Regions from separate parts of the Mus musculus genome. Here region 1 is linked to region 2. A link is a loop called in an ENCODE intact Hi-C map of the cell type or tissue named here. Cell type or tissue: heart. All regions are shown on one strand. Links, peaks and the distances in the headings refer to the core of each region. The heading gives the core; the rest is flanking DNA.

What was found. A loop is a pair of places that touch in the nucleus more often than their neighbours do. Peaks named below come from ENCODE experiments on the same cell type or tissue, not always from the same donor. Only the 100,000 strongest peaks of a DNase experiment are listed, where the experiment ranks them.
Region 1: it touches region 2 in a loop (2.0-fold over the local background); 1 of 42 quality-filtered maps calls a loop at or near these places.

The regions. Positions count from the first base shown.
Region 1 is chr1:190,971,934-190,988,239 of GRCm38, reverse strand. Vash2 (vasohibin 2) reads left to right here and starts at 9,242. Exons shown (of 8, transcript NM_144879.2): 1 at 9,242-9,534; 2 at 9,653-10,059. The coding sequence starts at 9,784. In heart, for the core only: no CTCF peak of the experiment used is centred there; a DNase peak (open chromatin) is centred at 8,899; H3K4me3 peaks cover 4,098 bases; H3K27ac peaks cover 5,008 bases.
Region 2 is chr1:191,017,875-191,034,180 of GRCm38, reverse strand. Flvcr1 (feline leukemia virus subgroup C cellular receptor 1) reads left to right here and starts at 7,991. Exons shown (of 10, transcript NM_001081259.1): 1 at 7,991-8,804; 2 at 12,925-13,105. The coding sequence starts at 8,088. A230020J21Rik (RIKEN cDNA A230020J21 gene) reads right to left here and starts at 8,830. Exons shown (of 2, transcript NR_027298.1): 1 at 7,612-8,830; 2 at 4,400-4,829. In heart, for the core only: a CTCF peak has its summit at 7,977; DNase peaks (open chromatin) are centred at 7,930 and 8,970; H3K4me3 peaks cover 2,628 bases; H3K27ac peaks cover 2,267 bases.

The sequences.
Region 1 (16,306 bases), core at 4,750-12,749, 46 kb after region 2:
AGTTTCTGGGAGAGACACTCAAAAAATAAAATATGGGGGGTGGGAGGGCAGAGAAATGGCACAGTAAATCTTCTGAGGGTGCTTGCAGCTAATTCCAGTGATCCAAGTTCAAGTCCTAGGACATCGCCCTCTCCCCACTTTGGTGGAAAGAGAAAACCGATTTGTGAAAATTATCCTCTGACCTCCACACTCCCAAGGCATGTGTGCGAACCACAAGTAAATATGTAATTTCAAAAATAAAATGGAGCAGCAATTGGTCTCAACATCAGCCTCTGGCCTCCACATGTGTTTGTTGGCAAGCGCACCCTCATACACATGTACACAGACCGTAACAGAGAAGAAAGGTCTGGGACGCAGCCCACTGGATTCAGGAAAAAGAGCCCACTGGATTTGAGCCCCGACACTGAAAGTGAACAAAAGAGCTACGTCAGAGACTGAGGCAGCAAAATCAATATTATGATTAGTTTTGCTGTCAAATTGCCACAACTCTTTATTACAGGAGGAAGTGGGTAGAGTTTTACCTGACAAACTGTGTTGACTGCCTTGATCACTGGGGGAAGACTCTCCGTGGCCATGGTTGCGGCTGGGACTGTGGCTGTGGCTGTGGCTGTGGCTGTGGCTGTGGCTGTGGCTGTGGCTGTGGCTGTGGCTGCAGCTTCTGGTGGCAGCCCAGATAGAAAGGGCATGGTAGAAGCCGATGTGCCTTTTTCTTATTGGCCTTCCCTTTCAATGAGCTGGTTTCCCCGGTTGCATTGACATCAGAACCAATGTTTCCAGGATGTAGTAGTGAACTAAATAAAGACCCGTGGCTCTCCAGATGGAGACTGCTGAGGCTCACAGCCCCAAGAACCCGGAAACGTCCAGATTCTCAGCCTCTCAGGTGTGATTCAGCTGCTGTTGCTATTTTAACACAGGCTCACTTAATATGTGATGTGGTGTGTGTGTGTGTGTGTGTGTGTGTACATCCTATTGATTGTTCCTTTAGAGAATCCTAATACAATCACAAATCACCCTAAGTGAGAGGAGGGGAGGGGGGAAATTAGATTAAGAGAGTCTGTGTTTGAGTCCAGTTCTGATACTTGACGGTCGTCATCACTTTATATACAAGCCGTTTATTCTTTTTTAATTTTCTCAAAGACTTTTATGAGAACTGTTATTTCAGTGTTTGATGTAACGCACATAAAAAGCAAGGAGGGGGGCCAGCAAGATGGCTTCACATATGCTAAAGGGCACTGTCCTGTCAGGAGCCATGTAGGATAGGCTAAGACTATCAGGTGGCCTTCCTGGAGGTCTGCCTTCATTCCTGGAGGCAGACATTTTATGTTCTGTGGCGGGTGAGCTCTATGAGGCAAGAGTCCCAAAGAGACTTCATCTCAGGATTGCTTCTTGCAGCTGATATGCCTTTCCTTTTGTTATTAAATTAGTATAATTACTCTGGGCATTAGCTCACCCTACTGAACATATTTTCTGCAGATCAACATAAAGATAAACTTTCATGAGTTAATGCTGTTTAGACGAATTAATGATTTTATAGAATTCCTGATTTCATTAAAATAATCTTAAGAAAGTTTTAAGAGATGGCTTTAGTTATTTTGCTAGAAAGAGAAATAAATAAAATCAAAATCAAGAATAGAATGTGCAAGTCAAGGGGGCGCAGTGAGAAACACAGTGAATGTTCACAATCACACTAAAAAGAGCAATAGACTGGGGACAAATTTGTGTTCAAGGAAAAGCACTCAGGTCCAAGGGTGAAGCCACAGGTGTGCACTATGGTAAGGCGAGACCATATGAAACTGAACTTACAGAGTGAAATACTTCTTAGAACTTAATAGCCACATCCTTCTGTAACTCCCATTTTGTGTAACTCAACTATGAGGTAATTCTCTAAAGAGCTTTTATCTAAGGCCACAAAAAGGAAATAAAGATGATATGGTGGCTTGGGGGACTCTGTCCCATCCATCCATCCAACTGTATATGTCCGTTCATATACATTTGTATATGTATATGTATGTATATATGGGCATGTGTATGTATGTTAGCATGCATAAATACCCGTGGAGTTGATTGTGACAGTCAGGCTCAGCCAGGGTGTGGGTGTATGGATATATATGTGTGTGTGTGTCTGTGTATATGTATGTGTGTGTGTGTGTGTCTGTCTGTCTGTCTGTGTGCACATTTGCCTGTATAAAGCACCTTAATTCTTTCCCTTTCTTTTTTTTCTCTCTGGTTCAAAAAGTTAATGAGCTCCCTGGCCAGGAAGATGCTTCTGGCTACCTGTTAAGGAAGGGGAGTGCTGGCCATAAATCCTTTACCGAATCTCCCCCACCCCCAACATGCACACACATACACACCGCCAAGCAAAAGGTGATAATTCATCCAAAGCCATCAGCTTCTGGCCCCAATATAACTAAGAATTAAAGAGAGTAAATATTATTAACACTAAGCAACCTCTGCACTCGCAAAACCAAGTTTTGCTGCCGTGCACTCCCCAGCCCCTCGCCCACGATGCCTACACAGCAGGTTCTCAGCCATCTCCCACTGACCCACAGCCCAATGGATCTTTTTCACATCTGACTGGTCAATTTTAACTTTCCTCTGTCTGTAACTCTCTTTTGTCTCTGAAGAAACTTTAAACAAAGCATGTTATTGTGGGGAGCGGGTGTGGCGGCAGTCCCAAAGGCGCCAGGGACTGCAGCTAAGTCATATGACTTGCACCTGACTTCCTCATATAAGACACAAACATCTTGAGTGCTGCGCAGGTGTACCAGGATTCAGGTGAATCCAGTTTGATGGAGATATGCCCCTGCTGCCCTGATTAGCTGAAGCCTCACGACTGGCGAGGGGGCGTGGCCTGCGGTGCGTGGATGAGAGAGAGTATAAAAGGAGTGAGAGGCCCAGGGTTCGGGGGAGATATAAAAACAAGGGAGATATAAACAGGGGAGATATAAAAACAAGGGAGATATAAAAACAAGGGAGATATAAACAGGGGAGATATAAAAACAAGGGAGATATAAAAACAAGGGAGATATAAACAAGGGAGATATATGGAGAAAGAAGAAACAGGACTGAATAAATGTGTGCAGAAGGATCCTGTAGCAGCGTCGTTCTTCCTGGCCTGTTGAGCGCGCGCAACAAGTGGTGCCGAAACCCGGGACAAGAAACATCTTCAGGCAAGAGCGAAGACCCCCTGCTACAGGGAGGATTCAGAACTGCATAACGGGGAAGAAGGGGTTAATAAAGTGTTCCCGTGAAACAGACTGTTGAGAAGGATCCGGCGTGGATTCAGAACTCTTCAGCTGGGGAAAGGTACTGATGAAGAGAAAGAAGAAAGATGAGGACTGAATAAACTGCTGTTAGAAGGACTGGTGGTCACGTCGTTCTTGCTGGTCGAGAGCGGGCGCGACAATTGGTGGCCCGTACGGGGAACCGACTCCCCCACCGAGTTCAGAACTTTCAGCAGTCAGTGGTTGCCGGCAGGGTAAGTTCACGGTGAGTGAAATTTGCGACCCCAGGAGTTTGGGAAGGACCTCGGATAAAATAGAGGTAAGCATTAAGTTGCCAGGAAGCAGGCACAAGGTAACGAAAGGTTCCTGGCTTTGGGACAAGTTAAGGTTCACGGTTTTGGGACAAGTTAAGGAAGTATGATAACCTCAGTGTAGTGATCAAGAGATCCTCGCTGTGTAGTTATGCTTTTTTCTCCCATTGACCCTTTGTGGGTAGGTCTGATAGTTTTGGTCTTGTTTGTTCTGATATATGGACTCTGTTACTGTTTGAAACTGTGTGTAGAGGCAGTCAAGACAGGTCAGAAAATCCTTATAGAGCAACAAGAAAGTATGTCGGAAAAAGAGAAGGGCTTAAAAAGAAAAAGGAAAAAGAAAGGAGACACAGTGTTATCAGGTGGACAGAAAGGACAAAATAAAAGAGCTGAGGCGGAGGAGGAAGGCGAATTAGCTTCTGCGTCCTCTCCCTATGCCTCTTTAGCAGCTGCCTATAGGTGGACCTTCTGTCTGGAGATTTGGAGAGGATCGACCAGATCTGGTGTTGACGTGGGCGAGAGGGTCTGTTTGTGTGTTTCCACAGGACCAAACGGAACCTCTTTGGGTGCTGGAGAGGTTGGTGAGACGCTGCAAGAATGAGGATCCTGATCCAGTTGCCCCTGTGGATGTGGTGGATGATCCCACAAGCACAAAGGATGGAGCCGAGATGAGAGATCCTTTCAGTGTTCCAGAAGCCAATACCAGCTCGACATGACGTTCACATTTTTCCATGCCTTTTTGATCCCTGAATTCCCCTTAAAGAGATAGCCTCTCTGGCTATCTATCCCTTGCTTCAGGGAAGATGAGCGGGGATGAGAGCCCTGGGATGTATGCTTGTTATAGTGTGTGTGTGTTTTGTGTTTGGCACATGTGTTAGGTGCAGAGTGTGCGGCCCGCACTTTCGCTATGGTAGCATAGGCTTTTGCTGCAGTGGAGGCGGGACAATCTCCTCAGATTCGGTTTGCCGCTCTAAAAGAAATTATGCTGCGTTATGCCGTGGGGTGCGAGGCTAAGCACTGCACAGAGGATAGCTTGCTGTTGGCATCCTGTGGAAGGCACGTCTGATTGCATGAAGGTTCAGTGTCCTAGTTCCCTTCCCCCAGGGAAAACGACACGGGAGCTGGCCAAGACCTCTCTGGGTGATGAGCCTAAGGTATGGTTTTGTGTAGGGCCCCTATGCTTGCACACTGGGGATCAGACCTCTACCTTCACCCATGAGGCTTGCTTGCAGCAATTAAGATTTGGCCATAGATTAATCAACATCCTGGCCTTTTGATGCACCTGCCACAAGCAAAACACAATCTCCCCAGGAGTGGCTTGGCATGATTGAGAGGTAGTCAGTGATAAGACTCCCTGGGCATGTCACCAACCTAAGACAGGGATCAAACCAATGCTGTTTGTCTCCCAAAGACAGGTAAGGGGCATGGTTGCGAGGGGCTATCTACAGACATTCTCTCTGCCAAAAAAGAAAAAAGGGGGAATTGTGGGGAGCGGGTGTGGCGGCAGTCCCAAAGGCGCCAGGGACTGCAGCTAAGTCATATGACTTGCACCTGACTTCCTCATATAAGACACAAACATCTTGAGTGCTGCGCAGGTGTACCAGGATTCAGGTGAATCCAGTTTGATGGAGATATGCCCCTGCTGCCCTGATTAGCTGAAGCCTCACGACTGGCGAGGGGGCGTGGCCTGCGGTGCGTGGATGAGAGAGAGTATAAAAGGAGTGAGAGGCCCAGGGTTCGGGGGAGATATAAAAACAAGGGAGATATAAACAGGGGAGATATAAAAACAAGGGAGATATAAAAACAAGGGAGATATAAACAGGGGAGATATAAAAACAAGGGAGATATAAACAAGGGAGATATATGGAGAAAGAAGAAACAGGACTGAATAAATGTGTGCAGAAGGATCCTGTAGCAGCGTCGTTCTTCCTGGCCTGTTGAGCGCGCGCAACATGTTATAGTTGACTTCTGAGTTCAGTTTCTAATGACTTATTTATGCTGACTCTTGCCTTGCGTTGGGGTGGGGGACACACATGACTAATTTTTCTCATGGGGTTGTTTGCCTGAGCTGTTCAGGATCCCTGAGTCTGGGTTCAGGGTTGACTTCTCCAGAGAAGGGGTTATCTCTGTCTTCTCAGCTGTGTGAGGGACTCAGGCTGGATCTGGAAAACTACTTCTCAGAGCAGAGGGGCTGTGCTGTTTCTCGGCCCCTAGTGAGGCTATCAACTTAGGCTTAATATTGAGTTTTCCTGAATTCTCTGGGTATTAGCTCAGTGTAAACCAGGCATAGTGGTGCGTGCCTTTAATCTCAGCACTTGGGAGGCAGAGACAGGTGAATCTTTGTGTGTTTGAGGCCATTTTACATAACGGTCTACATAGAGAGTTCCAGAACAGCCACAGAGACACGAAGAGACCCTATCGGGAAACAAAACAGAGACAGACAGACAAACAAACAAACGAAGTTCAGTGTAGAAACAGGTGCATAGTTAGAAAAAAATAATTATTATGCTTTTTACCAGAGTAGAGGCTCAGCAGGACTATTTTTATATTTGCCGAGTCAGTTAGCTTTTTGTTACTGTGATGTACATGAGACGGTCAGCTTAGAAAGAGAGAAGACTTCTTCGGCTCACCCTTTGGGAGGCGCCAATCAACTTTCCTGGGAACACATGCTTTTTTGACCTCTGGGGATGACATCAGGAGACTGTGAGACCAGGCCCCAGAGTTCCCTTCAAGGACCTGTCTCCAGTAACCTGAAACCTCCCGAGAGGTCCTGCTTCAGAGTCTCTACCACTTTAGAACAGCACCAAATCGGGGACTGAGAACTGAACCCAAAGGCTGTAGGGAAGGCATTCAACATCCAAACCACAGCTTTGCTGTCTGGACCTAGTGGAAATTACCCAAGCTTCCCTAGTGTTACTTTAAAGCCCACAGGATCCTTGTAAGCATCACGTAAGGGCATACATGTGAAGGGCTCAGGCTATGCTCAGCAGAGACCAAGCACTCACTGGATGCTGCCTTGATCCTCTGTATGGCAAGACCAGCTCTCAGCACAGTTAGGGAGCAATGCAAAGCAGCATGCAAATCGCTAGTCCTGTGTGTGCTTCAGACCTTGGCAGCTTTTCCCCTCACTGTCAAAAGACCATGCTAGACACAGTTCAAAGCAGGAAGGTGACCATTATCTCTTTCTGGTGTCTGGGGTTCCTACTTAGGCAAAGCAGGATTCAGGCTCCGACTGACCAAGCTGAGCAGACCTGGCTGGACTTGGTCCATCTGTGGGCAGCCTCGTCACAGTAAGGGTGGCGAGCCTGGTCTTTGCTGTCCTTTGAGCTGTTTTCTCTAAGGGGCGAGCAGGCCAAATCCCAGTCCACAGAAGTGCTGCCCTGAGTTCCTTTTCTGGTCTGGGTACCAGGGACGTGGAAGGGAGAGAGATGGACTTAAGGATGAACTGCAGACAGGAGAGAAGGGCGTTTGGGATGAGCAAACAGGTGGGTTTCCTTTTAATTAGGAACGAGATTCCCTGGGCACACATTGTCTTCTCCCTCCTGATTCTTTCCCAGGTGTGCTTGTTGCCCGAGGACCGTTAAGAATGTTCTGACATAGACTGGCGTTACTGTGCTCAGTGATGACTCCATCCATAGTCTCATGCCCAGGGCTCTGTCCTGGTAGGTTTAGAACCCAGGTTGCCTCCATTGATCCTCTACTGATCCTGGCTCCCACCCTGCCTGCCTCATAGAGGTTTCCATCCCAACTCCCACATAGAGCTGAGCAGCCAGAAACTAGTCCTAGGCAGGGCTCTTCCCCATGGTGTCCAGCTGGGAGATTTGCTTCCCATGGTTGACAGACAGGCTCCTAGATGTTCCAAAGAAAGTTACATGACCTAAGAGCCAAAGGGGCTCTGGTTTTCCTCACAGAGCAGATGAACTGTGTGTCCTGGGATACACAACTCAGCAAGAGACAAACCTAGACTTATTGGACCTCAGGGTCAGCAGTCTGTGGCTTCTTCCACTTTGGCTTGCTCTTTCTCAAAATAAAAGTAAGAGAGAGAGGAAGTGAGAGAGGGAGGGTGGGATGGAGGAAGCAAGAAGGAAGACACTATCACTAAGAAAAAGGTACTTTGGGCTGGTGAGATGGCTCAGTGGTTACTGGCTGGTCACCAAGCCCGAGGTCCTGAGTTTGACCCCTGGAACCTATGTGGTATAATGAGAGAATGGCCACCAGTACTTTGTCCTCTGATCTCGACACACACACACACACACACACACACACACACACACACTCCACACGTACACCTACATACTTACACACGCTCTCCAAATCCGTACACCTGCACACTTACACACGACAAATGCAAAATGTAAAAGGTTTAAAAATATTTATTTCTAATATTTTTAAATTACATGTCTTTGCATATATGTCAGAGTCAGCACAAACATGAGAGCGCAGGTGCCCAGGAGGCCCAACTTGTGTGATCCTCCTGAAGCTGAGAACGGGTGCTGAACCCAAAGTGCTGGTCTTCCTTAAAGACAGTGATCTTAACTCGCTGAACCCAATACTCCAGCCTCACGTATAAACACACACACACACACACACACACACACACACACACCACACCACACACACACCACACACCACACACACACACACACACACACACACACGGGCTGGGGGGGAGGGAGGGGGAGAGAGAGAGGGAAAGAGAGAGAGAGAGATAGAAGGAAGAAGAAGAAGAAGAAGAAGAAGAAGAAGAAGAAGAAGAAGAAGAAGAAGAAGAAGAAGAAGGGAAGGAAGGAAGGAAGGAAGGAAGGAAGAGGAGGAGGAGGAGGAGGAGGAGGAGGAGGAGGAGGAGGAGGAGGAGAAGACGACAAAGAGGAAGACGACGACAAAGAAGAGGAGGAGAAGCTGTGGGAAGGCCACTCCCTTGGCTTCAAGCATCCCTCTACAGTGACTACAGAACAGAAGGGGCTCGAATTGCCTCTCACAGCAGCTTGGGTTGAAGAACCTTGTTATCCACATCTACTAATAGAGGATTCAGGGCTGTACACACTTGTTAATCTGGGGAGAAACTTGTAATGGAGAATTTAAATAAGTATTAAAGTTGGCCTTTCCTAGAGCCACCCAGAGCCCTGTGTAGTCACTGTGCCCAGCTCCTCGACCAACACTGCTCCACCAGGCCCACTACTTCCTTATCTCATCTCCGGAGCTTAGCTGCTGCGCCTCTGCCCGAGGGAAACTGGATCTTAGTCCCTGGACAGTCGCTCCAGCTCCGCGGGGCTCCCAGGATACTGCAGCATCGGATTTCGCGTGGCAGCCCAGCTTCCCTAACTCGTATCCCCTCCCGCCCGGGAACCCTGGAACCAATCGCAGAGACGCAGAGCTCCGGGTTGTAGAGTCCCAAGCTCGGGACCCGCCCCTCTTTGTTGCGGTGTCCAATGGCCGCATTCGGAACATCGGCGGCTGCCCGGGTGACTCAGTTATATGTCACAGAATAACATTCGAGAATGGGACATGGAATGAGGCGACGACCGCCTCAACCCCAACAGCCTTCTGCAGCAATGAGGCCGGCCCGAGGTGGGTCCCCGGGCCCCGCGCGCGTCGTGGCGGCCCGCAGCTGCCACTCGCGGTGCCCGCGCGGGACCCGCGGGAAGGGGGCGGCGCTGCGCTTGCCCGGGAACCCCGGCTGGAGCCGCCCCTCTCGCGCCAGGGTTCGGGGGGCTTCCGGGAAGACGCCAGGCCTCCCTAACAAGCAGAGGCTGCTGCGGCTCCCTCGCGCCAACCCCGGGCGCTCACGTGCCCGCTCGCTGTGGGACCGTGGCAGTCCACCACATCTGGGGACCCAGGGATGCGTGAAGCTGGAGGGGACCCTCGAGTCTTCTTGCTACACAGCTGTCTTGCTTTTTCCTACCCCGTCCCCTCCTCACCCCGCGCTCCTTGCATGCCTCCCCATCCCCGAGTGCAGCTGGGTGTGAGGCTTCGTGGCGTCTTTCCAGCCGCCTTGCTAGGTAATCGGCGGGGCTGGAAGCTCGCGTTAGTCCTGAAGGGTGGGTCTGGGGCAGCGAGGCGGGAACCCCCATGCCTGTCTTATTGAGCTGCAGTGTCTGCTGTTTCCACTGCTTTCAGGCCCGGTCGGTGAGCGGGGTTCCCTTCGTGTGTCCTACGGCCGCGAGAGTTAAAGGCCACCCCAACCTCCCGCGGGGCCCTGATCCCCGGCGTGCCGGCGTCCTCCGCCCCCTTGCCGTGTGCCCCTCATCATGACCGGCTCTGCCGCCGACACTCACCGCTGCCCCCACCCCAAAATCACCAAAGGCACCCGATCCCGGAGCAGCCACGCGCGGCCCGTGAGCCTCGCCACCAGCGGGGGCTCCGAGGAGGAGGACAAAGACGGCGGGGTGCTGTTCCACGTGAACAAGAGCGGGTTCCCGATCGATAGCCACACCTGGGAGCGGATGTGGCTGCACGTTGCCAAGGTCCACCCCAGAGGGGGAGAGATGGTAGGCGCCATCAGAAACGCTGCCTTCCTGGCTAAGGTCAGTGGCTTCGCTGGAAAGGGTGGGATGGGATGGGCGGGTTGGCAGGGATGGGACCTGCTCAGCCCATCCTTGGCAGGGCAGGGAGAAGAGACCTCGTGTCCAGCTACTGAGTCCTGTTCTGCTGCCAAGAGGAGCAGGCAGGGGGCTTGCTGGCTAAGCTCTGAGGTTGGGCTGAGCCAAATCCATTATGTATTCAGCTCCTGTAATATCTTCATCAAAAGCTAATGTCACCAGGTCAACACCAACCACTCCAAGAAAGCATAGAACCCCAGGGTCCACCCTATCTGCCCTCCGTGAGTGTTTTACCTCCCCCCCCACCCCCAGGTCTCCCTAGCAAATGACTTATGGAGTGAATTTGTAATCAATCAGCCAGACTTCTCAGTGTGAATCATTCCTAGAGTTTTTGCTAACCATCTTCATCTTCATCATCACACTCTTCCTATCCTTTTATGACAGTGATTTTTGATTTTTACCTCTGAAGCTTACAGAGAACAGTGACCTGTCCCTTACCAGCTTAATCTGGCGCCAATGAAGCATTTGGCTGTGGCTTAAAGGGACTTTCCAGGACACTGGATGAATTAGTCTCTGGAGTAAAGGGAGACACCAAGTGACCCTCTCTTTTTTACTCGGGAGAGCAGCCAGGGAGCAACTGAGCTCAGTGGCCAAGGATATGGTTACAGAGAGACATGTTCTCTGGTGGGAGTGTCGTGTTATATAAAATGAAAACCTGGAGTGTGGCCATGGAGGTGGCTTCCCTGGACCCCAGGGATCCCGTTTGCTGAGCAGGACTCCTGAGAGGTGCAGGAATCACATATCCCAGAGACATGGCAGCAGTCAGTCCCGGTCCTGGCTGGCGACAGCTGAGCATGCAAGCCTGCAGGCCAGAAGGCTGTGTGTGTCCTTGGGGAAGTGGAGGATGTTCTCTGCTTCCTGCTTCATCGTGTTTTATTACTTTGCTAGGCAGGGAGTTTATTCTGTCCAAAGGATAGGAGCTTACCTGCGCTAGAAGCTTGTCTGTGGGAGTATCAGCAGTAATAATCCTTGCTCTTGAACTCGGGCAGCCCTGGCTCTGACTTCAGCATCTTTCTCTGCTTACCATGAGTCACCAGAGTCTTTAAACATGAGAGAGTTGGGCAGAGGGAGTGGAGACTGAATGCCACTGTTTTGAGCAGGCTTTCTGAATCCTGCACCTCACTCACTGTGCCTTCGTTTTTACCCCAGCTCCATGTGCGGGGAGCCCTTCTCCATGTGACAAGCATTGGATCTTACTATTGAAGATATCTCTCGAGTCCTGAGAGTTAGGCAGGAGTGTGATTGAGACAGTGGGACACTGCCTTTGTTCTCTGTGGCCTCCTCTCCCTTCCCTCTCTCCTCTTTGCTCCTTCCCGTTCCTTCTTTTCCTCTTTCTCCTCTTTTTTCTCCGCCTCTCTCTTCTTCCACTTCTTCGTCTTTCTTTTCCACTTCTTTTTCGTGTCTGTCTGCTCTTGGCTAGGACTGTGGCTGGTTTGCCACAGATGCAGTATTCGAAGTATCCACCAGGTAATTTAGAACATAGGTTTCTACTCCCCAAGACTAACACCTGATGCTTCCAGGATTGTAGCTGAGTACTTCCTTTTTATAAAAGGATATTCTGCGCAGGAATGGTGGTGAAGATCTGAACTCTAAACACTCAGGAGGGAGAGGCAAAAATTATAAATTCAAGGCTACCTTGGGCCCCACAGTGAGTTCAAAGCCAGCCTAGAATGTGTACTGAGACCTTGTTTCAAAAAAAGAAAAAGAACATTCACTTTTCTTATAAGTATCTTTTGTATTTTCATTGTAACCAAGAGCCTCCGGACAGTTGCTGATAAGCCGGGACTCCCTCAGCCCAGTGCAGGCACTTGTCTGCTTTTAAGTTTGTTGCTTTTGTTTTGTTTGTTCATTTTCTGAGACAGGGTCTCACACTGAAGCCTTGATTGTCCTGGAACTGGCTGTGTAGACCCAGCTTACCTCTAACTCATAGATGTCTGCCTGTCTCTTCCTCCTGCCTGGTCTTTTTCATTTATTTTTTTTTAAAATTTGAAGATTTATTTTGTGTATGGGTGCTTTGCTGGCATCTGTGTCTGTACACCATGAATACCACACAGGTCAGAAGTCTGTTGGATCCTCTAGAACAGGAGTTAGAGACAGTTGTGAGTCTCCATGGGCACTGGGAATTGAACCCAGTTCTCTGCAACATCAGCCAGTGCTCTTCACCACTAAGCCATCTCCCCAGCCCCGTTTCCGTTCTTTGACAGGGTCTTGGTTATATCTGAGGCTAGTCTTCATTATATCTGAAGTTAGCCCTCAAATTTATGATCCTCTTGCCTTAGCATTCTGAATTCTGGGCTTATAGCATGTCCCACCACCCCCAGTGATGAGGGGTCTTTTAACTTGAATAATACTGTATGATTTCATTTCCCAGTATTGCTAATATGGTTGTTGTTTGGTTTTGGTTTTTGAGAGGTTCTTGTGTAGCCTAGGTTAGTCAAAAATTCACTCCACTGAGGCTAGACCTCCTGGCTCCACCCTTCCCAGTGGTCACTGACTCTCAATAGCTGTCTTTCCATCTCTAACCCCATCACTGGCACCTCCTGGCCTCAGTATCCCTCAAACCCTGGCTCCTGCCCAGGCACAGGCGTGTCGAGCTGCTCTGTTAGACACTGTTCCTCTCCAACTCCAGTCTCTCCTGGGGCCAAGTCATCATCCTCTAGCCAAGCCAACACCATGCTGTGAGGAATTTGCACCGAAGAAGGGTGGTGGGACTGTGAGCAGTGAAGGAGGACTGGTGAATTTGGGAGTAGCTACTGCAGCAACAGAATGTGGGTTGAGGTAAGATAGTATCTGGAGCAAGTTCCCAGGGTCTGAGAACGCATGGATGGCGTGTCCAGGACGTTCTGATAGGGGCCATAGTAAGTTCTGCTTGAAGGCTTGGGTGGGTGGAGGTGGCTATCACTTGAGATCTTCTTTCCAAATTTTGTCTGCATTCTTCTTCACAAGTGTTACTGAGCCACTCAAGCACCTGACCAAGCCAGGCTTTTACTGGGATAATTTAAGAAAAAGATCAAAAGTCACTGGGGTTACACAGGATAGGCAGAGAGTGACAGAGAGGCAGGTGCAGAAGGAGCAACTGGCCCTTCTAGGTCTGGCTTTAGGGCCTCCTAGTGTCCAGAGGTTAACTCTGCTGAGGCAGGACACCAGGGCCCTCAGCAGGAAACATCACTATGTTTCCTGCAGCCCCTACCTCATTTTCACATGTGTCTCATTTTCACAGTGATTCCAAATTTGGAAAGAGTTCACATTAGAGGGCTGAGAGCCGCCTTTGTGATGTGTGAGCAGAGATCTGAGACTCTCCACAGACTCTCCCCCTGCACCCTGTGCTCTCAGGATGCTCCCTCCCTTCTGTGTCCTGGATTTAGAACTATCCCTCTTGTCTGACTGAATCCTCCCAAGGTGTGACTCCAGGACCTCAGTCCCAGATCACAAGCTGGGCCCTTTGATGCAGGAGCCTGGGGCTATCCTGGAATTGTGGCTGTTCTGTGCAGCTTCTCTCAGGTTTTCAGGAGGCTCTTTTTCCTGCTGCCTGTTCAGTGAAAGAAATGCTTTGGTTTCTCCTTGTTCTTGTTGAAGGTCGCTCCTGCTGGGGCCTCTTGCTGCCTCCCTGCTTCAGGCCTGGCTTCCCTTCATTCCTTTATGGCATCTCAGTCACAGGTCTGTGCTCACCTGCAGGTCTCCATCTTACCTTCTGTCAGCTCTCCTGTTTGGCAAGGAGGAAGTGGAGAGGCAGACCGCCAGACTCTGCCTTGTACTCTCATTATTCTTCCCTGCTCACTGCGTACCCTCTTCTTCCAAATCCTTTAAACTTCCCTTGGCTTCCTGGACAGCACGGGCATCGCCTTTCAGACTATGCCGACTAACAGGAAGCACGGAGGATGGCGTTTTACACAGCCTTAGTTTGTATTTAAGTTATTAGCGAACTTAAACCTTTTCCAGAGAGTCGTTGTTTGCATTTCTCCTTCAGTAAAACACTTTTTGTGAGCTTATTTGTTTATTATGGTGGAATACGGGATACACGACCTACCTTTCAAGCATTTTGAGTGTATAGCTGTCAATGTTTGGCTCCTGAGTGTCCCCAAATGCCCACCTGTTGAAGGCTTAGCCCCCCAGCCTATGATGCTCTTAGTAGGTAGGGCATAGCAGGAAGGACTTAGGTCACTGGGCGGTGTGCCCTAGCATCAGAACACTGCCCCCCCATTTCTTGGATTCTGTGAGGTGAGCAGCCCTCTTCCCCCTGCTCTCTCCATGATGTGCTGCAGGTCTGACACTATAGTTACACGTGACCGTGAGCACTGAAACTGTGAGACAAAACCACCTTTGCTCTTTATAAGTCAGTTATCTCAGGTTCTTGTCAGTGATAGAAAGTTCTAGACACACATGTGAGGTCAGACAGGTGTTGGTCACCTCTCTCCATGTGGGTTCGGGGCTTGAACTCAGGTCATCAGGCTTGGTGGCAAAGGCCTCTCGCTGAGCTGTCTCTCTGGCCCAGGATTGGCTGTTTGGAGGTTGGTTTACTTCAGGATTGACCCCCATGTCAGTGTGTCTCTACTATGTGCCTGCTTTTGAAAAGAGTCTAGCACTTGTGTGTGTCGGGATGGAGATTTATTTGTTCTGTCCTCTCAGAGGCTCTGAGCTGTCCCTGCATTTTCATGGCTGCCCACTGAGCTCTCTGATCACTGCCTGTGAGTCTCCATGAACTAAGGACAGCAGCCATTCCCTCAGCAGCGTGTGCGGAGCCTGAGCTCGGCAATGCAGCGGATGTTTTCTCCTGTTGGGCAGGAAGACTTCTCAAGGAGTGACACCTCAGGGTTGTGTGCTGCTGATTCTGAGCCTCTATAGTGCAGCTCCTGGGAGCATGTTAGTGATGGATAATGGCCCAGCTTATACCGGTGCCCTACCTGCAGTGCTCGCCCTGCTGCCTTCTCATAACAGCAGGCCATGTTGTCCTCACAGCAGCTCCCAGAGCAGAAGAGGCAGTGTTGCTATTTATCTGGATGCAAGTGGAGGCTCTGGGGTCCTGTCATGTCCATAGCTGGTAGGAGATTCCAACCACTGTGTTTGTTTCATCATAACCCCTTCAGGGAGCCCCTCTGGCTTACATCCAGATCCAGCAGGAACACAGGCTGCCTAAGGTGCTGAGCCCCAGCCAGCTTGCCGGACATCAGGGTGAATTGCAATGGATGATATCCTACAGTGAGCCCTGCTGCAGCCCGTGTGGGGAACTCTTGCATTTGTCCTCCTGCTTGGGAGCAAGTGTGACCACAGGCAGCTGAGGTAACTGCAGCTGTTCTTCTAAATCCCGTGGGCGCCATTGGCTGCTATTCTGAGGCCCAGCTGCTTTCTGAGTCCTGCTTCACACCCTGCTCTGTGGGATCCCTGAGTGGAGGGGGCTGGAAATAACTCGGAGGTCAGCTCAGCTCCCAAAGAGGACTCTGAGCCAAGTCACTGGCTACACGTGCAAGAACTCTCTCTCAGGTCCCGTCCCTCACCTCTCCACTTTTCTCTGATGGGATTTATCCCTCTCTCCCTTCCTTCCCTGCTCCCGTGCTTCCTGCTCTATACCTGCCTATAGCTTACCATATGGAGATGCTAAGGAAGGCTGTTCCTCCGCCTACTTTCTTTTCTCACCTCTCTGAAACCTCTGGTCGGTTCTTACAGAGGTTTGTTAGACATGTGGGTGTTACTGTGAAAAAACAAGGAAGTCTCCACAATTGCTAGTGTTTGTTGGACAGAGAATTCAGTGTGTGAGTTTGTGCGTGTGAAACTGTTTATGTGGGAGGGTGTGAGTGTCTGTCTCTCTCTCTCACTAACTGTGTGTGTGTGTGTGTGTGTGTGTGTGAGAGAGAGAGAGAGAGAGAGAGAGAGAGAGAGAGAGGAATGAAGTCGTAGGAACATATGTTCACATTGGAACTGTTTCCCCTCCCAGACAGGGAGTTGGAGTTGAGGTGTCAGAGAGAAAACGTAGCTTGCAGAACATCTGGGCCCGTGTGTGCCCACATAGCCACGCTCGTGCTCACACACACACACAGCACTTTGGTTTGGGTGTGCTAAGTATGACTGCTTCCCTTCCAGCTGAAGGGACAGTTTCTATGAATTTAGAACGCCTCAAAGTCAAGGCTGAGTAGAGGCACTGAGAGGAATCTTATCAGCAGAGAACGTTTGCAGTAAA
Region 2 (16,306 bases), core at 4,331-12,330:
TGTAACTCATTCCATGGTTATTTTGTTCCCCCTTCTAAGAAGTATCCACACTTTGGTCTTCCTTCTTGAGTTTCATGTGTTTTGCAAATTGTATCTTGGGTATTCTGAGTTTCTGGGTTAGTATCCATTTATCAGTGAGTGCATCTCATGTGTGTTCTTTTGTGATTGGGTTACCTCACTTAGGATGATATTCTCCAGACCCATCTATTTGTCTAAGAATTTTTATAAATTCATTGTTTTTAATAGCCGTGTAGTACTCCATTGTGTAAATGTACTACACTTTCTGTATCCATTCCTCTGTTGAGGGACATCTGGGTTCTTTCCAGCTTCTGTCAGCCTGCTTTCTTATAGAATGAGGACCACAGTCGAGGGACGTACCACCCACAATGAGCTGTGTTCTCCCACATCACCGTTAATTGAGTAACTGCCCTACAGGCTTGCCTACAGCCTGCTCTTATGGAAGTATTTTCTCAATTGTCTCTCCCTCTTCTCTGATGATTCCATCTTGTGTCAAGTTGACCTGAAACTAGCCAGGCTGGGTAGCTAATAAGTATCTGCAGCTGTGTTAGGGATGCTCATCCTCTGACTTGCTGCTGAGCACTCCTGTCTAGACCAATGCTAGGGGAAGGCTATCAAGGATGGCTTAACTGAGTTGTATGTGGTGGTACAGACCTGTGATCCCAGATCTTGGGAAGCTGAGACAAGAGACAGGCATCTGAGGCCCAATTGGGCTACACAGTAAAGCCTTGTTTCAAAAAAAAAAAAAAAAACAGTGAAAAGGGGACTGATGAGATGGCTCAACAGTTAAGAGCACACTGTCTATTCTTCCAGAGGTCCTGAGTTCAATTCCCGGCAACCACATGGTGGCTCATAACCATCTATGATGAGATCTGGTACCCTTTTCTAGTCTGCAGGCATGCATGCAAGCAGAATGCTGTAAACATAATAAGTAAAAAAAATTAAAAAACAATGAAAAACTTTATTTTAAATAAGTAATAAAAAAACTAAACAAAAATTGATTTAGATGGTTTATGCCCCAACAGCTAATAGTTATTTGAGATGCCATGTGCATTATTAATGCTAAAGATCGTATTGTACCTATAATGATGGGGTAGAACCGTGGGGAGATGGGTACAGTTTGCTTGCATGTTTCCTCGGGTCTTTCCTTTGCTACCACCTCCCTGCATTAGGATCCTCCCTGTGGCCCTGCTGTGTCAGACAGTCCATCTAATACAGCTTTGGGGATAGTGATTCTCTGAACGCCACACAAATAGAAACCTTGGGATTCCTGGGAAGTACGTGCCTTGCACTGGCTAGGGATAGGCAAGAAGATAGAAAGTCTATTTTTGTCTGACCAAACCTCAAGGTTTTACCAGATTAATACCAATGAGCCATGTCCCTGGCCCCAAAAACATTTGTTATTTTAATGTTTGTTTGTTTACTAATATTTATTTATTTTATGTGTGTGAGTACAATATTGCTGTCTTCAGACACATCAGAAAAGGGCATTGGATCCCATTACAGATGGTTGTGAGTCACCATGTGGTTGCTGGGAATTGAACTCAGGACCTCTGGAAGAGCAATCAGGACTCTTAACTGCTGAGCCATCTTTCTAGTCCCCAATTTATTTATTTTAAATGATTTTTATTTATTTGTATTTTATGTGCATTGGTGTTTTATCTTCATGTCTCTCTGTGTAAGGGTGTTAAATCCCCTGGAGCTGGAGTTACAGACAGTTGTGTGGGTGCTGGGAATTGAACCTGGGTCTTTGGACGAGCAGCCAGTGCTCTTAACTGCCGAGGTGTTTCTCAAGTCTCTATTTTAATGTTTAAAGGAATAATTTTGATCTAAGTTTAAATTTGTAAATACTATTTTAAGTATTTTAGATAATACGTTCGTCAGGTTTTCCATGACTGGCAATATACCTGAGAAAATCAGCTTAAAGGGGGAAAGTTTATTGTAGCTCATGGTCTCAGAGGTCCAGGCCATGTGTTTCACGCCTTACTTTGGTATTCTGGTGGAGCAGGTGTTAGCATTTTGTCTAAACTCTGCCCTACCTGGCAACAGCCAGACATGCCTGACTCACTATAAAAGGGGCTGCTTGTTGCCTCTGTTCTCTCTTGCTCTTGCCTTCTTGCTCCTGCTCTATCTCCTCTCCCCTTTCCCCTCCCCCCCATTCCCTACCCGCTCAGGTGCTCATGGCCTGCCTCTACCCCTCTACTCCTCCTTCTCCTCCCCTCCCCTCTCCTCCCCCTTCTCTCTCTTTCTCTCCCCCCACCCCATCTCTAATACCCTCTTAACTCCCCTCCCCATGCCCTGAGTAAACTCTATTCTGTACTATATAGGTTGTGTGGCTGGTCCCTCAGGGGGGAAGGGATGCCTTGGCATGGGCCCGCTGAGGCACCCCCTTCCCCAACACCCACCAAAACATATTCCTTCTCCCCTTATCTTTTTGTAAACACATCAGCAGGATATCATGACAGGGAGCATTAGGGAGGATAAAGCATTTCACTTCATGGTAACAAAGAAGAGAAGAGAAGGGAAGGTGCTGGGTCCTAACGTCCCTTCCAAGGACCTACCAATGATGATGACTTAACTCCCTTCTGTTAGGTTCTGCCAAAGGTCCCACCGCCTCCCAGAACAACCATCATCTGAGGACCAGGCCTTTAACACACAAGACCTGGGGAGATATTGATGATTCAAACCACAACAGATTTTTTTTTTGAACTTCAGTAGTGTTGAATAGTTAAATGCAGCATTTTCCGTTTCCATTGTATAAACAATCCCATCATGAGTGATTAAGAATGTTTTGACTTAGTTTATTTTGCCATATGCATGCCTGGTGCCTGCATAGGCCAGAAGAGAGTTTCAGACTCCTGGGTACCAGAATTACAGATGGTTGTGAGTCACCATGTGAGAGCTGGGACTGGAATTCAGGTCCTCTTCAAATGCTTTTAACTGCCTGCTGAGTCATCTCTCTGACTCTATGATGGACAGTTTTAATCTACCAAGAGCGCCCTCACTAAACCTCAAACAGAGTCAAGTATCTCCTAAGCCTGTGCAGACTGGCTACAGTGTAACACTGTTGTCTCAGAAGTATAACACGTGCAGAATGGCTACAGTGTAACACTGTTGTCTCAGAAGTATAACACGTGCAGGCTGGCTACAGTGTAACACTGTTGTCTCAGAAGTATAACACGTGCAGGCTGGCTACAGTGTAACACTGTTGTCTCAGAAGTATAACACGTGCAGGCTGGCTACAGTGTAACACTGTTGTCTCAGAATCAGACAGAATTTAAGAATTTAAGAATCTCTTGGAATTAAAATGCTTAAAGGAACTTGAGGTTGGTGAGAACCTCAGAGCTGGAACAATACTTGTCACCGTCACAGCGAGGTTAAACAAGTGTGCAATGGCTGGCCCAGGTTTGATGTTCAATTCAAAGATGTAGAGGATCAATGTGCTCTTTTTAAAACGTGCTCTATTATTTATTTATTTAGTTAGTTAGTTAGTATTTATAGGAGTACATTGTAGCTGTCTTCAGACACACACCAGAAAAGGGCATCAGATCCTATTACAGATGATTGTGAGCCACTATGTGGTTGCTGGGAATTGAACTTAGGACCTCTGGAAGAGCAGTCAGTGCTCTTAACCGCTGAGCCATCTCTCCAGCCCGATCAACGTGCCCTCATCACTGACAACTTCAGTTGCTGTAAAGGACCAAAAGCAAGAAAAACCATGCAGGAGGGAAAATCCCAAGATCGCTATCCTAGGAATGCAATATATATGCGCATAGCTAAAATGTCTCAGCGAGACGGGAAAGTGCACTCAGGAGGGTTTTCATTTCTGGACTCCACCGATTTCCAGTTCCAACTGTTTTTTTCCAGACTAGAGTGGCATAGCCACTTCTGTGAGGGCAGAGAGATCCAGCGGCAGCAGCAGAAAGTGACTCTGTCCACTTCCCCACAGAGCACAATGGATTGTACGTCTGTCAGCAGGTTCTGTTCTCTACCTTATCCTCTGAGTTTCTTAGACCACAGGAAACCTTTGCTCATGAACAGCCACATCACCTCTGATGGTGTCTGGTGTCTTAGACCTTGACTCCCACGTGCTGGCCAGATTTCATATCTCTAAACTGTTACTGTTACAAATTCGAATCACCACTACTCGGCACTTAACCCTCATGATATAGTTCAATCTGGTCTTGACTCCTGGCCAAGTGATGCTCCCAGTATCCTTTCTAACAGAGATTAAGGTTCATGTTATACTCTACACCCAAACACACACTGGTTAATAAGTATCTACCCCAAGAGAGAAAATTCAAGGTTGAGGAAGTTAATCAAAACTACAAAGAGACATTGCTGAGTTTTTTTTTTTTCTTTTTCTGTACTCATTTTTTATGGAGCTTTGTGAAACAGGTGTATGAATTGTATCTAGTTCTTCCCTTAAATGGATCTATTTTACTTTTCATAGGGCAACAACATCAGGAGAAATCTCAAACACCGCATGGCTCAGCTTTCTAAGAATTCCGTGGAATTCAGGAATCATATCCACAAGATCCCTGTCAGACCAGTTTGTTAATCTTGTCGGGGATGACGGCAGCAACCATGTAGCTGTCCAAGTAAGGAAATCGGTGTCCTATCCAACTGTTGACTGCCTCTGGTGAAAGAAAGGTATCCTTGCTATGCAAGGAGCTTGTTACAGAAGTCCGTAGGTGCTTCTCTTCAGGAGTATACTGAAGACACCCTTTAGGTATGGGCTCTGCCATTGTAAGTTCAGATTGAAAGTACTTGGTGTGAACAATTGTGTGACAATCCAAGCAGGCTTAGGCCTAAATTAATAAAAAAAAGAATGAGACAGGAGAAACACTAAGTAAGATGTGAGCAGATAACAAGGTGATAACATGTACTTAATATTATTAATACAGGAAGAGGTCAGACCCTCCTAGAATGTGTGCTAGCTACTTACTTTTTATTTCTCACAACAATGTCTGCACTATCCTCATCTTATAGCTACAGACACATACGTGCACACACACACACACACACACACACACACACACACACACACACGAGGGGGGGGGGGATGCAAGAGCTTGGATCTGAACCCTAGCCTTTGAAGCTTTGTATTTACCACCCCACACTAGATTACTAAACAAACCGAGAAAGCATACCACGTACCAAGCATTGTTCAATCCTTTAATCATTACAGTAGTCCCAGAAAGGATCCTGACATCCTATTACAACACAGCTATGTTAAGTGCTCAAGGTCACACAGCTAGTAAAAACTAAAGGTAGATTTTAGGTCCACATGGCCACTCATGGTGGTACATGCCTTTAATCCCTGCACTCAGAAGGCAGAAGTAGAAGGATCTCTGTGAGTTTGGGGCTAGCCTGATCCTTATGGGGAATTTCAGGATAGTCAGGGCTACGTAGAGGGACCCTGTCTGGGGGAAAATAAAACAAAATAAAAATACATAATATGGGGCTGGAGAGATGGCTCAGAGGTTAGGAGCACTGATTGCTCTTCCAGAGGTCCTGAGTTCAATTCCCAGCAACCACATGGTGGCTCACACCATCTGTAATGACATCCAATGCCCTCTTCTGGTGTCTCTGAAGAGAGTAACAGTGTACTCATATAAAATAAATAAATCTTTAAAAAATACATAATATAATATATACAACATATCACACACATATATATTTAATATGTCATGTATATATATATATATCACCCACATAGCCCCTCCTTAGTTATGATGTCCTTTTCCTCTCCCACAGACTCCCTAGGTAATAAATAGACTTTGTGTATGGTTACAGTGTTATAAACAGAACTCTGTCATGTGCAAGAAGGGCACATGAGAAGGAGAGCAAGAGTAACATAAACATCTGCAGGGAAAATCAGAGCTGATCGACCATTCCAGAAACCTCGGGAGTTGTTGTCAACCAACTCTTCTTGTTAACAAAAGAGAGGACAAATGCCCTTTAAGCACAAGGAGCCTAAACAAACAAGAACCCCTGATTCCATGCAGGGAAGAGGTTATCTGTCAGATCTGGTAAGAGATGATCTCCAATTCTCACCAGATTATAGGGAAATAATATCTACTATATTTTTCCAGTTTGGGACTTTTGAAAGGGAGTCAATTTGCAAGTAATCTAAATGACTGGGCAAGGACAGAAAGGTACCCAACATTCGACCCCTGGCTCCCCTTTCTGAACATTTGTGTTTTTAAAACAGTTTGGGCTGGAGATGTAGCTCAGGCGGCAGAGTGGCTCTCTGGTATGCAAGAAGTCTTGGGTTTGCCTTCAACACTGCCTAACACTGAACCTGATGGCACATGCCTGCAATCTCAGTACTTGGGAGGCTGAGGCAGGAGGAGCAGGAGTTCAAGGTTATTCTCTGCTCCATAGTGAGCTCCTTAGTTTAAGGCCAGTCTAGGTTATTTGAGATTCCATATGGAAAACAAAACAAAAATAAGTAAAAGAAAAACAAGTAAACAAAAGTCTCCAATGCAATCCTGTTTTGTTGGCCAGGCTGCCAGGTTCCCTTTAAATCTGTGGGCCTGGATGATTCTTCTGCCTTCGCCTCCAAATAACTGGGACTACAGGCGTGTGCTCAGCTTGAGCATGTTTGTTTGTTTATTTGTTTGTTTAGGAGCCTTCACAGGCTCCACAGTCCATGAGACCATTAACATCTCTGAATACTTAAGATAAATTTTGTTGAGCATTAAAAACACAATTCATATTTTTATAAATTCACAAAATAAACGTTTTGAGCGCAGATTAAGTCCATTGGGTTCCTCATTTAGTTTTTTTTTTTTTTTCAGAGACTCAATAATCTAATTCAGTTACTCAATAATCTAAAACAACCTCCAAAGGAACATCTACAAAGCCGTGCTGGGAAGAACTTACAGGGTTTCCCTTCTTTTCTTAACATAGTGTGTTTGTTGGGGAGGGCACCTGTGTGATGGTCAGAGAACAACTCTGCGGGTGCTGAAGAACTGAACTCAGGTTTGCCGGGTTGTCAGAAAGAGACGTTACCCCCTGAACAGTCTCGCTCTATACGAGCCTCACTTTTCCTAAAGAAATGAATTAATTTACAAAATACTTTGTGGAGCTATTCACAGCATGGGGAACTCCCCAGCGGCTGTATCACCATAGACAATGCCTTGTCCCTCTGCACCCTCAAACTGTTAATAGTTCTCCTATCTCCCCATGACTAAAGGTTTATGGGCTTGGTCTTCTGCAGGTCCCCTGCAGCCACTGTGAGCTCATTAGCGCCAGAGTCATTCCAACACTCAGGAAGCAGAGATAGGTGGATTTCCATGAATTCGGGTCAACCTGCCTACAGAGTCCCGGGTGACACCCTGTCTAAAAAGGAGGATCAGAGGGAGAGAGAGTGAGTAAATCTTAAGTCCTGGCACCCCGTGTTTGCACGCACAGCTTCCCAAAGGGTAGCAGGCTGACTTTGTCTAAGGCCCAGTAGGACCCTGATGCTTCCGGAGCTCTGCCCTCATCCGGTCCCGGGATGTGCAAGTACACGGTTAGCTTATGCACAGACTTTGGTTACTGGTGGGGTACAGGAGGCAGGCAGGGGCTGCACCTGTCCATTACCTCCTTCAGTCCTCTGCGTGGATGGAGCCGCTCAGCTCAATCAACGCAAAGGCCTGCTTCTGAGGAAGCCTCTTTCTTTGGGCGGACGGAAATGCTTTCTGGCGCTCTCCTTCCAAGATAACCTGAGGCTAAACGCTGCGGAGCGAGCGCAGAGAAAGGCCTGGCAGCTCCAGCAAACCACAGCGTAGAGAACGCCTGCCTTGGGCTCCTCTTACATCTTCACAAGCTTGACCCCGCCCCTCTTCTCGGCAACTCCCCGATTGGTTTTCTGGACTTCCGAAACGCTCAATGATTGGATGGAGGGTCGCACTACGCGATACGAGATGCCCTGGGGGCGGGGACTGCCGGCAAGAGCCAGGCGCGGTGAGCTCTGCTTCACTTAGTCAGCAAGCGGCGCAGGCGAGCGCGCTGAACCGGGTGGGACCTAGGAGCCGGCGAGGAGCACTAAGGGGCGGCGGGGCGGGGAGCCGGGAGGCATGGCGCGGCCCGATGACGAGGTGGGGCCGGCCGTGGCGCCCGGGCACCCGCTGGGGAAGGGATACCTTCCAGTGCCCAAGGGCGCCCCGGACGGGGAGGCGCGCTTGGTACCGCAAAACGGGCCTGAGGCGCTGAACGGAGGCCCCGGGCTCGGCCCGCTGATCGCGGGAGCCCAGGGCGGGCCGCAAGCCCTGATAGCGGCGGAGGAGGAGACCCAGGCCCGGCTGTTGCCCGCGGGCGACGGGGAGGACGTCCCATGCCCCGCGTGTCCCCCGCGCACAGCGCTGTCGCCGAGGCGCTTCGTGGTGCTGCTCATCTTCAGCCTTTACTCGCTGGTGAACGCCTTCCAGTGGATCCAGTACAGCAGCATCAGCAACGTGTTCGAGGACTTCTACGAGGTGTCGCCGCTGCACATCAACTGGCTGTCCATGGTGTACATGGTGGCCTACGTGCCCCTCATCTTCCCGGCCACCTGGCTGCTGGACACGCGAGGCCTGCGGCTCACGGCGCTGCTGGGCTCCGGCCTCAACTGCCTGGGAGCCTGGGTCAAGTGCGGCAGCGTGCAGCGGCACCTCTTCTGGGTCACCATGCTGGGGCAGATCCTGTGCTCCGTGGCCCAGGTCTTCATCCTGGGCTTGCCCTCCCCCGTCGCCTCGGTATGGTTTGGACCCAAGGAGGTGTCGACGGCTTGTGCCACAGCAGTGCTGGGCAATCAGGTAAAGACTGGAACGTCTAGATAACTGGGATCCTTTCAGGCTGGTAGGAAGTCATAGGCCGGGCTGGGGCAACGGTCTGTGGGTAAAGTGCATACTATAGAAGCGTGAAGACTGGGCTCCAGCACCACGAGAAAAGCCTGGCACGGTGGCTCCAGGGTGTATTCCCAGCCAGCACTGACAGGTGAGGAGGACAGCTCCTGAGAAAGGACACCGAGGTTGCCCTCTGGCCTACACACAGGCGCACACACGGGCACGCTTGGAAACTGGCGGTAAAAGAGATCTCAGGTGTTTTTGTCGCCACTGCAGAAGAAAGGTCTTGAGATCTGGAAAGTTTGTTTCCATGTTAAATGTCCTTGGAACAGCCCTGATTTAATTGTATTAGTATTAGTAGTCAGCCCAGCTTGGCACCTACTGGTCACGTATAAGTGAATGTTCAATAAATGCTCCGGTGATAAAGACTTGGCAGTATTACTGAGTCCAGCTATTAGTTCTTAACCGTGAGACAGTGGAAGGCAAATCACTGATCAAGAATGGTTAGTGGGATAAGTCAAGGCTTCCTTAAGAAATGATCTTGTTTTTTTCTACCATCATAAATTCAAATGCCACTAGAATAACAGAAATAATAGTAGGTAAAAGGTTTTTGTATGTGATTTATTTATTTAAAACGGTCTCTTCCACTGTGTAGGGCAGGCTGGTCTGGAAATCACAGTGTCCCCCTGGCTGGCCTCAAACTTGACAATCTTGCTTCAGGCTCCCAAACACCACCATGAGTCACCACAATATTATGTTTGCATTTGTTAATTTTAGGCTTGTTATTGTAACTTAAAATTTTGCTAGAGGGCACTTGTGACACCTGATGTTTTTGTCACCACTGTAAATGTCACATTTTAAAAGATGCTTAGTATTCATTCAGTTGAAGGAAATCTAGTTTAAAAAAAAAATCTATAATCCTTTCTATACATATATTGTTACCTGCCGCCATGTAACTAGAAAATGTTACTTTCTTACTTCAAGTCTCACTTGGGTCAAGATCATGGTTTAAAATACCCCAAGAGACTAAATATGTGTGCCTATTTTATTAGTTACTTTCTTTTTCTAAGTCACTTAATTGCTATGTATCAAAAACAATTTATTACTGATACATTGATTGGTTGTTTCTTTTTTTTTTTTTAAGATTTATTTATTATTATATGTAAGTACACTGTAGCTGTCTTCAGACACACCAGAAGAGGGAGTCAGATCTTGTTACGGATGGTTATGAGCCACCATGTGGTTGCTGGGATTTGAACTCTGGACCTTCGGAAGAGCAGTCGGGTGCTCTTACCCACTGAGCCATCTCACCAGCCCCCGGTTGTTTCTTTATGTTTAGATAGCAGATGTTTTTTAAAAGGTATTTTTTTGGTTCTGAATTGTTTTCGAGGTAAATGCTTCATTAAGCATAACAAAAATATCAACTCCATATTTATGAAGTATTAATTTTATGGATAATAAGTGGAAATATTTACTTATAGGTGGACTTCGCTCTTCTCAGCACATATCTGGAGCTTCCTATATTCACTTGAGGTAGTCTCACTCCTTTCTTGACCTCTATAACTGTACAGTTGTTCAATATCACCAAAACACATTTTCAGCTTCATTTATGGAATGATCATGCATAATAATATTCAGCAGCAGCACGCAGTCACTAAGCTTGTGATTTGTGTGCATGTATCATTTAACTTGGTATTATAAGTTTAGAAACTATTATTTTCTGCATTCAATAAATAGGAAAATTGAGACTTTAAGGAATGAAGTAATTTTCCCAAAGTAATAATAGATCTTGTTCATGTAAGTGTGTCTGGTTCCTGAATGGTGGCTTCTAACTTTCAGGTCTCTAGAAAGAACCTTTGAAAATACAGGCCCTTTAAGCTTGCCAGTGCTTCTCAAAATACTTAATGTGAAGTGTTTACTGTGAGTTACAAATCTTTCTAATGTGACTTCTTTGGTTTCTTAAACAATGCCAGACTTGCAATTGCACAAGGGCCTCTGCAGAAACATTGGTTCCCTTTGCTTACGATACTCTTCCTGTTCAGATTATGTAATTGCATACATACTACCACTAAGCTCTCTTCAGGTTCATTTTTAATGCAGAACAACTTTCTTGATTCCACGTAGAGTTCTCCAGCTCTTCCTTCCTTCCTTCCTTCCTTCCTTCCTTCCTTCCTTCCTTCCTTTCTTTTTTCTTTCTTTCTTTCTTTCTTTCTTTCTTTCTTTCTTTCTTTCTTTCTTTCTCTCTTGATTTATCTATCTATCTATCTATTTATTTATTTATTTATTTATTTATTTATTTATGTTTTTTGAGACAGGGTTTCTCTTTATCGCTCTGGCTGTCGTGGAGCTCACTTTGTAGACCAAGCTATCCTCGAACTCAGAAATCTGCCTGCCTCTGCCTCCCGAGTACTGGGATTAAAGGCGTGCGCCACCATGCCCGGCACAAGATTTATTTATTTTATGTGAGTACACTGTCGCTCTTTCAGACACCCCAGAAGAGGGCATCAGATTCCCATTACAGATGGTTGTGAGCCACCATGTGGTTGCTGGGACTTGAACTCAGGACCTCTGGAAGAGCAGTCGGTGCGGTTAGTGCTAAGCCATCTCCCACTGTTCCTTACAGCATCACTTTCATCTCTCCACGCAGCATCACGGTCTCACGCTTATTATTTACATATTTACAAATACACGCTTCTATGCTCATGACTGCTTAGTTTTCATTCCCTCTCCCCAGAGTTTTCCACATTCCTTTGTAATCACTCATCGACCTGCCTTCTCCTTCTTCTTGGAATCTCTTCACGTGTGTGCAAGTATTCAGGTATACATGTAGGACAGAGGTGGTTGCATGAGTGCACACTTGAAAGACGGAGGAGAATTTTGGATGCCTTCTCTCACTCTTCACCTTATTCTTTTGGGGATGGAGTCTCCCATAAACCTGGAACTCAGGTTTTTCACTAGGCTGTCAACCAGCAGGCTCTAGGGATCACGCTGTTCCCACCCCCAGTGCTGTAAGTACAGGGGTGCACAGGACCATGCCAAGCTTATTATGGGGTGCTGGGATTAGAACTCTGGTCCTTAAGCTTGAGTGGCAATAGCTCTTATCCACTGAGCCGTCTTGCCAGCCCCTAATTGCTTTCTGTATGGATTTGTCTGTGAGGAATGTTTTATATAGATGACATTGATTAATGTGTGACTTTTTGTGTCTGATTTAGTTATAGTTGATAAACATTTAGGTTATTAAACATGTTTTGGATTTGTGAATGGGGTTGCTGTGAAAATTCGTGTATAGTTATTTGATGATTCATTTTTAGTTTTAGGGCATGTACCTACAAGTGGAACTGAAATATTGTATTTCAGTTCTGCATTAAGCTTGTGAAGAAATTGTTGACTGTGTCCATGATGGCGACTACAATTTCTCCCATTGTTTTCTGTTCTTACCAGAACTGTTTTGTTCTTTTTTTTTTTAAAGATTTATTTATTTATTATATGTAAGTACACTGTAGCTGTCAGATCTTGTTACAGGTGGTTGTGAGACACCATGTGGTTGCTGGGATTTGAACTCAGGACCTTTGGAAGAGCAGTCAGTGCTCTTAACCACTAAGCCACCTCTCCAGCCTCCTGTTTTGTTCTTATAATCACACTCATCCTAGTGGATATATGATGGAGTCTCATTGTAGTTTTTATTTGTATGTCCGTTAACAACATGGTATTGACTATATATATATATATATATATATATATATATATATATATATATATCTTTGGAGAAATATCTTCAAGTCTATGGCCCATTTAATATTAGGATCTTTTTGTTGTTGTAAAGGTTCTTTTATTCTGTATGATAATTTCTTATTAGATATGATTTGAAAATATTTCCCTTGTGTTGTATGAGTGCTTTATTCCCTTCTCAGATAGATGCAGGGGAGAAGTTTGCAGAAAATACAGTGTGACCAAGGCATTAGGACAGACTGACTCACGGGTTACAGTGCGCCCTTACTCGCACTGCTGTTCCTCTTTATGTTCTGTTAAATGCCGACGCTTACTCTTCGCTTCCTATTGACAGCTATTAACAAGACTATTTATTTTACAGCTTGGAACTGCAGTTGGTTTTTTGTTGCCACCTGTTTTAGTGCCTGCCTTGGGCACACAGAATAGCACAGGCCTCCTGGCTCACACACAGAATAACACAGACCTCCTGGCTCATAACATCAACACCATGTTTTACGGAACAGCATTTATCTCCACATTTTTATTTTTTTTAACAATAATTGGTAAGTGAATTGTTTTTCCTAAGGGTTAGATAAATGCATGACAAATCTGAGAATAACTAACCCTGAAAAGTTCAGCTGCTGGTGTCTCCAATGAGGGTTTTGTTTTGTTCTTGCTGTGCAATGTCTTGCCTGGGTACTGAGTGGAACGGCTCTAGGGATATGTTATGGCCCACTCTGTGTTTTTGAATTTTTTTTTTTAACATTCTAAACTGTTTAAAGACTAATCAATCCCATGTATCTCCCTACTAACTCAACTTGGTGAGTGTTCATTTCAAACATGTTGCCTGGCTTCATTCCCACATTCATCTGTGTGGTGTGCATCTGGTACTTTCCTAGCCTGCAGCTAGTTTCTGTCATGCTTTGAAATGACGCAAATAGGCCACCACCTTCCCTTTAATAAGAAATTTCCCCAGTTTAAAATTAACTGGGTCTAAAAATGAAGACCTGTAGAATGATCCTGGGCAGCACTGAGAAGTTCAGAATTTCAAACTGTGGCAACTATCTGCTTGTTAGGGCCACTTCAGCAAAGCCTGGCTGCCATCATTCGTCCCTGAGTCCTCTCGTCTGGCCTGTCTTTTGAAGGAGTCAGTCAGAGTCAGCTGCAAGCAGCCATCACCAGCTTGGAGGAAGCTTTGGGAAGGTCTGCTTTTTTTTTTTTTTTTTTTTTTTTTTAAGTTTAAGGGGAAGCAATTTTGATTTCAGGGGAGAAGATAGGCAAGGTGTATCTAATACATACACATATATATATGTATATGTTGCTGTAACTGGGTAATGCCCATCATAAGGCACTCAGTATTTCTTAAATGGATTTGGTTAGGAAAAGAACTTTGGAGTTCACAGGCAACTCTTTTAAATAAACATTTATAATTAAACTGTGCTATAGTTGGAGGTTTTAGATTTTCATATTACAATTTTACCTTGGCTATAGTATCAATGAAAACTTCCTGTTTTATGATCTGCAGACATGAGGTTGAGTTTTCAGAGAAACATCTGATTGCCTGGGTAGGTGGGCTGCGAGACCAGGTGTAGGAAGCTCAGCCCACATCTGCTATTTTCTTTGAGATAATGAGCAGAAGGTTCTCTCAGTAGCATCTGAAGTATATGAGGATGTGCAGGTGGCGTCTCAGTTCCTAGGTTTGCAGTTCGTCAGCCAGTGGTCTATTTGAAGTGTGCACACTGCTGAAAAAGGACGCGTTTCTCTTACTGTTTTAGTACCTTAACAAAAGTTTTAAAATTAATCTGTGCTGGTGAGGGGACCTCTTCAATCTGCTTTTCTAGTTGGTACATTTGCTGTGCTTGATGAAGAATGAAATATTGCTTATGTACATTTTAGAGAAATTAATCTCGTACTTACAGTATGTTTGAGCATAAAATGTCTTTCTTTTAGCCATTTATATAAGATCACATGAACTTCATGCTTTCATCTTACTGAATCTTTAAGTTGAACGTCCCTTCACAAGAGATGAATAATTATATAAGGCATCTTTATAAACAGAGCTGGAGAGTTGGCTCAACAGCTAAGAGCACCTGCTGCTCTTGCACAGGACCCAAGTTGTGTTCCCAGCCCCCATGTCATTGGGTGGCTCACAGCCTCCGGTAATTCCAGCTATAGGGAATCTCCATAGGCACTGCACTCATATACACAGAACCCAACTCACACATATACAAGTGATTGAAAGTAAAAATATAAGGCTGGAGAGATGGCTTAGTGGTTAAGAGCACTGAGTGCTCTTCCAAAGGTCCTGAGTTCAATTCCCAGCAACCACATGGTGGCTCACAACCATCTGTAATGGGATCTGATGCCCTCTTCTGGTGTGTCTGAAGGCAGCGACAGGACAGCATACTCACATACATAAAATAAATAAATCTTTAAGGAAAAAAAGAAAACTATGTATAATTAGTTAAGTAATGGAGAGATGGCTCAGTGGTTAAGAGCACTTGTACATTTGTTGCTCTTGTGGGGGACTTGGTTCAGTCCCAGCATGCATCTGTAGCTCACTCACAACCAGTTACAGATAATCGGATGCCCTCTTCTGAACCCTGTGGGTACCAGACACTAATGTAGTGCACATATACGCATGCAGGGAGTTCACTCACATATATAAAATAAAAATAAAATTAAAATAAAATTAAAAAATGACATCTGTAGTTGAAATTTTTTACACAATATGTATACTTATGTGTAAACTGTTACAAATAGGTTTTTAGTTTTCCAAGTCAGGAAAAAGAACAAAATAGGTATGACTTGGTTTATTATCTTTTGTAGTTTGAGAAATTAAGGAGCAAGCTATTTATATATCTAGTTAGTTATTGATATACTTATGGCTTATGTTTTGAGAATGGAAATAGAACTGGGTATGTGGAAACAAGGGGACAAAAGGGGGCTTATTTTCATGTATGCTTTAGTGCTCTACAGTTTTAACCTCATGACTGTAAGCATAGTATAAAAGCAGGGAAAGAATTAGGTATGATGCCACATGCTGTCATCCCGCACTTGGGAGGTAGAGGCAGGAGGGTCAGGAGCTCAAAGTCATCCTTGGCTACACAGCGAGTTCAGGGCCAACCTGGGCTACATGAGACCCTGTCTCAAAAATAAAAAAGAAACAAAAAATGCAAGCTACTGTGCAACCGTTGTGTGAGATTGTGACAGTAAGTAGACAGCCGGCTTGTGTCATCATACTCAAATATTTTCTGCGGAAGAAAACGGAATTTGAAAATTCTTACTAAAATCTCCTGACTTAGCAGAAGAAGTGAGCTTACATCGGTCTAGATTCTACTGAGAAGTAAAAATTCAACCAAATCCATATTTATATTTATGGGAATAAGTTACAATTTTTAGCAAAGTGGCATGTATCAAACAGGTGGACATGGGTCTCCCTCCAAGACTTCCTTAAAGGTTCACTTTGTGTAAGCCTCTTCCTTGTCCTCATGGGGCGTGTATGTGACTGTACCCTGCCTGGGACTCCTAGGAGCTAACCCTAGCTGTCACAGTCCACACTCATTTCTCATTCTTCAAGAAGTCCCACCTCTCACATTTGGCGGGAAGATATGTACCAGAGCATGGCTAAATGCACACTACGTCCGCATACTGCTTGTTCTCCCTGATCCCCCAGATCCTTGGGGAGGTAGTATACTTCTCCCCATCTTACTGGCGTTCACACACAGAAAGAAATTGAATCTGCCAGATGTCACTGTTCGTAA